Linked DNA regions of Homo sapiens: region 2 is linked to region 1. Evidence: read pairs that join two places in POLR2A ChIA-PET (ENCODE). Cell type or tissue: Panc1. All regions are shown on one strand.

Region 1 (5,000 bases):
AACTATACACAGATTTAACAACAATCTATATAAATACATTCCACAAAACCCAAACAAAATGAAACCCAACTCGAATTTCCTTAGCTGGATGCCCACAGTGCCTATGGTCACTTGTTCAGTGCTAAGAGGAGGATAAATGTGATGGAGAGTGAGTCAGACTGGAAGGAGAGGGCCATCTTAGCCAATGGCGGTTAAGCTGCCTTTTAAATGAGATTATGTAACCTCGTTGCTGGGACCCCTCCTAGAACACTGGAAGAAGCCCCAGCAAGTGAGAGGCCCTGAAACCTAAGCTTCATTAGCTTGGTGGTACCTCTGCCTCTGCTCTAGAACTCTCTGGCTGTTTCCACTGCCCCTCAATGACTCCTACCTGGGGTTGAACCCAAGGGTTGGGGGAAAAGTGGGGTGGGTGGCTTCTCTATGCTCACTCTGGCAGGCTCAATAAACCAATAAACGTACAGAGCAAGGACCTTGCATTTTCTCTTCCAGGCTTCTTATTGGAAAAGAATTACACCCTTGGGCTCGTCTTTCTTTTTTTCTTTTTCTTTTTTTCTTTTTTTGAAATAGAGTCTCGCTCTGTCGCCTAGGCTAGAGTGCAGCGGTGCGATCTTGGCTCACTTCAGCCTCTGCCTCCTGAGTTCAAGCGTTTCTCTTGCTTCAGCCTCATGAGTAGCTGGGATTACAGGTGTGCGCCACCACACCCAGCTACTTTTGTATTTTTAGTAGAGACAGGGTTTCACCATGTTGGCCAGGCTGTTCTCGAACTCCTGACCTCAAGTGACCAACCTGCCTCGGCCTCCCAAACTGCTGAGATGACAGGTGTGAGTCACTGTGCCTGGCCTGATAAGAACTATTTTCTAAACATGACCACAATACCATTATCAACTAAAACCTATCAGAAAAGAATTATACCCTTAGGCTCATCTTTTTTTTTTTTGAAGTGGAGTCTCACTCTGTCACCCAGGCTGGAGTGCAGTGGTGCGATCTCGGCTCACTGCAGCCTCCATCTACTGGGTTCAAGTGATTCTCATGCCTCAGTCTCCTGAGTAGCTGGGACTACAGGCCTGTGCCACCATGCCCGACTGATTTTTTGTGTTTATATTAATAATAGAGATGGGGTTTTGCCATTTTGCCTAGGCTGGTGTCCAACTCCTAACCTCAAGTGCTCCACCCACCTCAGCCTTCCAAAGTGCCGGGATTACAGGTGTGAGACACCATATCTGGCCTCATCTTTCTTTTTCCTATGTGCCCTGTCCTTCTCAGAGACATTAAGCCCCAGTCTCTTGTCCTAGCACTAATAGCAAACAAACACAAAAACAACCCAAAAAAACTGCTGGAAAAGAATCCTTGCTGACTTATCAAAAAGGAAAATACAGCTGTATCTCAAAAATGATCATTCAGCTACAGAATTATTCCATAGGGGTTCACATAGAATAAGGGTCAGGACTGGAACCCAGGTTTGGAAGCTGCAGGGAGGCAGATTTAAGCTGGAAAACTAGAATGAGGATATTCATTCACACACCAGATAAAGTTTTGAATTAGATGACTTTCGAGTCTCCACCTTATCCCACGTTCTCTAATATTTTCACTGTTAGGATGGCAAACACACCACCAGCTTTAACACATCTTTTATTTTAACAATGTAAAAATAAATTATCATTCAAAATATACTTCATAACTTGGAGCTATTGCTAAGTAATTTTCCTTTAAAATTTTATCTGGAAAATATCTGATATGATTGAAAGACAAAACAAAAACAAAAATTCCCTAAGCTCCAAGATTTAAAATTTGAGAAAAATGTTCCAGGTCTCAGTATGAAATGATCCAAAATAGGCAATATAATTTTCACATCTCTTGGAAAAAATACTGAGTCATATTGCCCACCCACATCCTACAAAAATAACAGAAATCCAATGATTCAAGCAAGATACACTCTGTCATTGTCTGAAGCAAACATTTGAGTCATTCTGGAAAATTAGGAGCAAACCCTTGTCAGTGACAAAAGTTTTTAATTCCACGTCCCAAGGAAAATTTTGCAATGACAAGTTCTTTCCAGCCCCAGACATGCCTTTTCCTTGCACCCTGGAAGACCTTAGGGCTGGATACCGCCCTCTCTCCCGAGAACAACAAACATCACGTGTGGAGCAGGCTGCGCTGAATGGGTGACGTCATTCATTCACGCAGAGCACAGCCATACATCCAGCGAGCAGTGCTTAGGACTCCATCAACAGTCCTAGGGTGAGGCCAGCAGGCGGGAAAGGCTTCCTAGAGACCCTCACAGCCCATAGGACCAATGGAGGCCCTTCCTCATCCACTCTGAGCGCCTTGTCCTGCAGTCTTGTCTTTTCTGTTCTCAGAAGCAAGAGCCTAACCCTCTACCTGTGATTTTACAACTCCCTCCCTCTCTATCTCATATCCCTTTTCCTTGCTTGTGTTCCTTTTATCTCCTGCTCCCCATGAACTCCTTTTTTTTTTTTTTTTTTTTTTGAGACAGGGTCTTGCTCTGTTGCCCAGGCTGAGGACTACAGGCATGCACCACCATGCCCTGCTAATTAAAAAACCAATTTTGGCCGGGTGCAATGGCTCACGCTTATAATCCCAACACTTTGGGAGGCTGAGGTGGGCAGTTCACTGGAGGTCAGGAGTTCGAGACCAGCCTGGCCAATATGGTGAAACCCCATCTCTACCAGAAATACAAAAATTAGCCGGGCATGGTGGCAGACACCCGTAATCTCAGCTACTCAGGAGGCTGAGGCATGATAATTGCTTGAACGCAGGAGGTAGAAGTTGCAGTGAGCCATGATGGTGCCATTGCACTCCAGCCTGGGTGACAGAGTGAGACTCTGTCTCAAAAAAAAAAAAAAAAAAACTTTTTTTTTTTTAGAGACAGGGGTCTGGCTATGTCGCCCAGGGTGGTCTTGAACTCCTGGCCTCAAGTGATCCTCCCGTCTCTGCCTCCCAACATGCTGGGATGACAGGCGTGAACCAATGATTCTGGCCAGACTCCTGTCTGCCTCTTCCTACAAGCTCAGGATTCCCGGTGCATTGCCCAGCAGAGTGTCCAATGGCAGTAACAGCTAGATAAATGTTTGCCCTGGAGAAAATGACAACCAAAACTAAATAAATTCTAAATAAGCTGTCTCTGAGCCTATTACTCCTAAAGGAACAGACCTAGCCTCCCCATTTCTTCCCTGGAGGAATTTTGGTGCTTCCAGTTTTCTCATTCTCCTTCACTCTCTAATCCTTTACCGCTAGGGACATCACTGAGATGGCTCCCCAAATGGCACCAATGGCCTCCTGGGGCCTTGTGCCTGGCTTCCTTCAGCTTCCTCTCTGCAGCACTGGACAGCGACAGCAACCCATTCATTCTCTTTGAGAATTCTTCTTCACGTGAGGAGGCACCCCTGGTTTCCCTTGTAATTCCACCAGCTAATGTCTGCTCGGCCCTTTCACTGCATTGTCTTCCCCTTTGTTGCATCTTTCCCGATTCCTTTTTATTTCCGCTTTCTCAACACTGAAGACCTCCTCCTCTACCCTCAAAGCCTCTACTTGGTGCTGCTGATGACGCCCAAATCCCCCACTTCCCAGCTCCATTCCCACTGCCCCCAGAGCTTTGCTCTCAGCCCCTCAAACTCTTCCTGCCAGCCTCAGAGTCTTCATCTTTGCCCCTAACTGAGGCTGCTCCACTTCCTTAATCCCGTGGCAAGCATCTCTCGTCTTCTAGTCACAGGGCATCAACCTTCCGTCTTTTCTGACTCTTATGTAGGCCTTGCTGACCTGGGCAACACCCTCATCCCAGTCATATGCAGAAGATGAATTCTTTCTTTAAAATTGCTTTATCATCCATCCCCTTTCTCCCATCCCTTGCACTCCTCTAGCTCTGGCCTTCCCTGCCTTTCACCTGGATTCTTGCAGTCCCCACCCCCCAGCATTGTTTCCCGAATTTAAGCCTTTCCCTCCTCCAATTGGGCTCAAAGAACTCTCCCAAAGCACCTCACAGATCTGCTGTGCCCTACCCATGACACTTCAGTGGGACCCCATCCTCCCAGAATAAAATTTACTTCCTAAGCCTAGTATTCAATCTCCCCCAGCAGAAGCAGCGACAACAACAAAAACAACAAAAAATTATAAATAAATCCGGCTCACACCTATTTGATCAGCAGCATTGGAAGCAGAATATAGTGCCTAAGAGCTTGGGCTTGAACTCTAGAGCCAGACTGCACTCTCTAGTAGTGTGTTTTTGAGCAAATTATCTAACTTCTCTGGGCCTCAGTTTCCTTAGCTGCAAAATGAGGCTGAACAATAACATTGCTGAGGATAGGCAAGCATATGTAGATAAAGCAGTTAGAGCAATGCCTGGCATATTGTAATTGCTCAATAAATGGTGGCTAGCATTATTTTTCAACCTGCTCTCCCACTGCTGCCAGACATGAATCTCTTCACCTACTAGTCCAATTGACTTGCTCTGGGTTTCTCCCTTTCTGTGCTTTGCCTATGTGAATCTGTCCATAGGAAATGCCCACACTGCTCCCCATCTCTGTTGATTGAAAGCCCTTAAGGTCAAACTCAAATGCTAGCTTCTCCGTGAAGCCCTATTTAACTTCTCTTTAGCTGGAAGAGTTAGTGAGGCTTCTTTCCTAGTGCTTCTCTTCTTATGCTTATTATTATGGGTAATTGTTGGGAGCAGGCCCCCCAAAATCTGGCCATAAACTGGCCCCAAAACTGGCCATAAACAAAATCTCTGCAGCACTGTAACATGTTCATAATGGCCCTAACGCCCACGCTGGAAGGTTGTGGGTTTACGGGAATGAGGGCAAGGAACACCCGGCCCCACCAGGGCGGGAAAACCCCTTAAAGGCATTCTTAAGCCACAAACAATAGCATGGGCAATCTGTGCCTTAAGGAAATGCTCCTGCTGCAGTTAACTAGCCCAACCTATTCCTTTAATTGGGCCCATCTCTTTGTTTCTCATAAGGGATACTTATAGTTAATTTAATATCTAT
Region 2 (5,000 bases), 80 kb before region 1:
TAACTTTAAAATGGAAAAAGAAGCAAATGTTCACAATAAACTTTACTGTTTAATCTGTTTATGTCTATTCTGAGAGTTGTCAATTATAATAGTAGCACTATTTACAAACTGACTAGAAAAGTTAGACAACACAAAAAGCAGACAAACTATTCTCACTAGCACAAGAGGATGAAAAGCAGAAAACAGAAGCAAGTGACATCAGTCTCCAACTTGAGTGCTCAAAGATAATTAAACCAAAAGATTAAAACATCAAAGTCTGAAATTCCACCTTTTATAAAGTAGCTTTTGGGTTCAACTATAAAGACAAGTTCAAAAAAGGTTTTTTTTCTTCAACTACAGAATCATAACCTGACTTTTTTTTTTTGGAGATGGAGTTTTGCTCTGTCGCCATTGCATGATCTCGGCTCAATGCAACCTCTGCCTCCCGCCGGGTTCAAGCGATTCTTCCTGCCTCAGCCTCCCAAGTAGCTGGGATTACAGGCATGCACCACGATGCCCGGCTAATTTTTGTATTTTTTTTTTTTTTTTAGTAGAGACAGGATTTCACCATGTTGGCCAGGTTGGTCTTGAACTCCTGACCTCAGGTGATCTGCCTGCCTCGGCCTCCCAAAGTGCTAGGATTAGGGCGTGAACCACTGTGCCCAGCCTAGTTTGCTTTTTTAAAAGCAAATTTTGGGAACATATAATAGGTAACAGTCTCTTGACATAAACTGCATTTTTGAGAGTCAGGCACTGTTACGTGCTTGATGATGTATGCAGGCTTCTAGAGGACTAGATGGAATGAACATTTCTAATATTACCTACGTTGTTCTGATCCAGGTCTTTCATAACAAATTTTTAAGAACATGGATTGTCAGGTTATGGACTAAAGACTCTAACTTGCTAAAAAGGTTGCTGGATGGGGGAAAACCACTTATTTAAAAAACAAAATAGGAGTGACATCCATACACTACTAGAAAAGGGACTCTTTCTGTCAGGTGGCTATGAGTGAATTTACAAACAATATGCATCATATCATATACAAACATGCAAATTATTAATTACCTTTCAGGGTTTCCAGCAAGTTTTTGGCTACAAACCAACATATGGCTTCAAAGAAAGGGAATTTGAAAAGATCTGGTGTTTTTAGCCTTTTCTCCATCTCATAACACCTAAATGAGTTTGAAGAAATTTTTAATATTAATATTAGAATTTCAAAGTTAGATGAAAGTAACCAACTGGAAAATAAAATAACCAGGTCATGATATGTAAGACCAATAAAGTATTTTACATTTCTTAGCAACATCACATTTGGACAAGACTGAATTGTGATCTTATCCAGGTTCTGACTTTAAGGAATTTGATGGTATACTTAAGAATTGTATTGGACTTCACAGAAGATCAGGATCACACTTTGGGATTTGTATCCTGGTTTTAACAAAAGACATTTTTACGAGGGTTCTACTACAATAAATAAAACTGTGTGTTTCAGAAAACACCTCTATGTGTTAGACAACAGTGCAATACCCACCCAAAAAAGTTTTATTTAGGCTCCACTAGGCATTCCAGCTCAAGACCACACTTGGCAAGAATTAAACAGGAGCCATCCCTCCCTCAGGGACAGCTCAGGTACAAAAAGACAAGATCCACACTTGGTAGGTGTGGGAGCTGTTTAAGGCTGCTTAAAGCCTTATGCCCTGTAAAAGCCACTATCTCCCCTAATAACGCCACACACAGATGCATAGCTTCTAGGGATCTCTATGAGTGTGCCAAGTTACAAGAGTTACCACATTCAGGCAAGTCCAGAGATATGGCTTCTTACTAGGTATTTCTAGTTCTCCCAGTCCTGATGCAGTTTATCAATCAGGAATCATTTTTACCATAAGCAATGTTACCTAGTAAAAGTCAACACTCATTAGACTACTAGGAGAAGAGAGTTACGCAAAGGTCAAATTCTCATATAGAGGAGAAACAGCTATTAATCCTTTACCTGCAGCAAAATTAAAGCAGGTGTTTTGATAGCAGTCCTGACTTACGGTTGCTTTTTTCTAGCACCATATGTCACATCTGAGTCTGACTAGATTTTGTTCATCTCCCTCACTGCAAAAATAGCCAAAGAAGAACACATACATTTTCACAAAATTTTGAAATTTGGAATATTATCTGAATAAGTTCCCTTTTGTTGTTGTTGTTTTAGATTTGAAATGCAAATTATCCTCCTGGCAAAATTTTAAAATACTACTTTTGTTAAAAGCTTCTATCCCTAATAATATCTCAGGGACTATTTCCATGGAATCTCAAATAAAATAAGCTATTGATTTTTTTTAAGTTAAAAAAAAAAGTATCCTATTTTTAAAAAGGACAAAAGGTCATTTAAATACTGATGACACAAACCTGAGCTGCATGCCAATGTTAAGGTTGTGCAGGAAGTTCCCCCCAAAAGCCATACAGTCCTGAGAAGTGAGCACAGCATGGATCCACCCTAAAATGGTTGAAAATATATAAACCAGTCATTTTTCAATATGTAAACTAAACCAATAGGATATCTACCTGTGAAGTAACTCAAAATATCAATATCAGTTTACTTCATATTTCAGTGCTAGAGAAGTTAATGTTTATTACAATCTATAGATTTAATTATTTATTAAATGCCTATTATATGGTAGGCTCTATGCTGAGTTTGAGAAATAAGGTGACGGTTTTTGTAGTTGTTACTGTATTTGTTTTTTTCTTTTTAAAAATAGAGATGGGGTCTCACTTTGTTGCCCAGGCTGATCTCAAACTCCTGGCCTCAAAGTCATCCTCTCACATTGGCCTCCCAAAGTGCTGAAATTAAGGCGTGAGCCACTGTGCCCAGCCTGTTTTTGTTTTTTAGCTTAAAAACACAACCCAACTTTATATTAAAGATTTTACTCTTTGAGACCAGCCAAATCTGGTTTGAATTAGAAAAGCACATTTTCCATTAGAGAACACACTGGGATTGATGGGACACTCCATCGCCCTGGTGTCATCCTGAAATCAGTGCCCCGAAAGGACTAAGCAGAGGAGGATCAGAGGAGTCAACCTGAGACCTGACTCTGTAGAAGGAAAAGGTAGATTACTCACATTTAATTATGAAGGGTTATGGTCCTACAAATATAGGTGTTGCCAAAAAATGATATTTTGTATTCCCATACAAATGCTTACAAAGTGAAAACCATTTCTAAGACATGACGTCTAACTTTTGAAAAAAATGTTGGCAGACTTCAAGACTTCACCAGAAATAAATACAAACACATATTTGTATGCAAATTAGCTTTTAAAATACACAAATCCCGTTTTCTTTGTATTTTTCATCTTTTGACCCCTCACTGAACTGTAACACAAAACAAAAAACCCTCAAAGGACTCACTTTCAAGTGTGCCCATTGCTGTGCTCAAAGGCACAAAGCCTTGAGCTTGACCTTGAAACCACAAATTAGCAGTCTGTGCCAACTCCAAATCCTACACATCAGTGGTTCTCAATAGCGGCAGTACTGCCTGTTCAGGATGTTTTGGAACGTTTAGGGGCTTTTCTGATTGTCACAATGATCTGGGAGCACTACTGGCATTTTGTGAGTGGGAGCCAGGAGTACAATATGTGAGACAGTTCCATACAAAATGAAATTGTCCTGCATCACTCGGGACTGCCAAATTTTCCTGCGCATTCATATAGGTACAAAGCCTGTCCTATTAACTATCTGAGCCTAGAAATTAGAACTCCATTATTATATATTATTATATATATCTGTATATACAGACACCCACACACAGTATATTTTCATGGTTTTGGCACAATTTCCTGAAACACAAAAACTGTACTGTAGTTTGGAAGCTTATCAGTCACTAACAACCTTGGGAAAAGAATTACATTGCCTACAGCAGTGGTTCTCCAAATATGGTCCCCATACCAGCAGCACCTGAATCAGCCAATAACTTGTTAGAAATGCACATTCTCAGGCCCACTCCAGATCCACAGAATCCGAACCTTGGCCATGACGTCCAGCAATCTGTGTTGTAACCAGCCCTCCATGTGATTCTGATATTCCAGGAAGTATCAGTACCTACACCAGTGCTACTGATAGAATTTGTGTTGCCACTGACACACACCTAGATTGATTTCCTTCCTTATGCAATTACTATTTCATTCTGTTCTCTAATGCTGCTGTGCCTAGACAGGCACATACTGAAATAGCATTTCATTATAAATTACCTTTTTATTTCTTCTTTATATTCTAGTTAGGACATTAAATCAATTTAAAAAATTATTCTATGAATGTCAATTTATGATTTGAAGAATCATAAATGTCAATTTATGATTATATTAGAAATACCTAACATAAAAGCAAGAAGTAGGAAGATTTAAGGGAGGGGCATTCACAATGTGAATGAGCCCATTCACAATGAAAATACTGTTACTAATCTAGGCAAATATTCTGGTAGTTCTAAGGCATGTCTTCATTTATTCAACATACATTTGTTATTATATACACCAGAGGCAAGGCTTTCAGCAGGACCTGCAGGGACAGATCCCTGTGAACTTTACAGTCATTAGGGTCACCAAAACCAGCACACAGTTCTCGAAACCACTGGTCTGGACAGTCTATACTCTACATTCATTTACATCTCAAAATGAGAGGCCTGATACCTATACTTGAGGCTACAGCTAAGGCTGATACTCAGTCCTTTCTTTGAGGGTCTCTCAAGACACACCCTATGCTGTCCTAACTGTCCTGGGACAGCAGCCCAGATTCTTACAGGCTTGGTTTTTAACAGCAATGGAGAGCTGACCATAGTTAAGACTATCAAAATTAAAAACTTTTGTGCATCAAAGGATATTATCAAGAAAGTGAGCAGATAACCCACAAAATGGGAGCAAATTATTTGCAAATCATACATACTGATATGGGTCTAGTACAGAGAATAAAGAATGCTTACAAACTCAACAATTAAAAAGGACAACCCAATGTTAAAATGAGCAAAGGGTTTGAATAGACATTTCTC

What was found. ChIA-PET counts read pairs that join two places held together with the same protein. Peaks named below come from ENCODE experiments on the same cell type or tissue, not always from the same donor. Only the 100,000 strongest peaks of a DNase experiment are listed, where the experiment ranks them.
Region 2: POLR2A ChIA-PET joins it to region 1 with 5 read pairs; 3 of 35 experiments call an interaction of 5 or more read pairs at or near these places.

What each region holds. Positions count from the first base shown.
Region 1 is chr7:140,198,256-140,203,255 of GRCh38, forward strand. No RefSeq gene overlaps it. Among named protein-coding and RNA genes, the nearest start is that of KDM7A-DT, 23 kb to the left of the region's middle. In Panc1, no CTCF peak of the experiment used is centred here; a DNase peak (open chromatin) is centred at 2,106; H3K4me3 peaks cover 592 bases.
Region 2 is chr7:140,118,069-140,123,068 of GRCh38, forward strand. It overlaps KDM7A (lysine demethylase 7A), which reads right to left. Exons shown (of 20, transcript NM_030647.2): 8 at 2,374-2,461; 9 at 1,045-1,151. Among named protein-coding and RNA genes, the nearest start is that of KDM7A, 56 kb to the right of the region's middle. In Panc1, no CTCF peak of the experiment used is centred here; no DNase peak of the experiment used is centred here.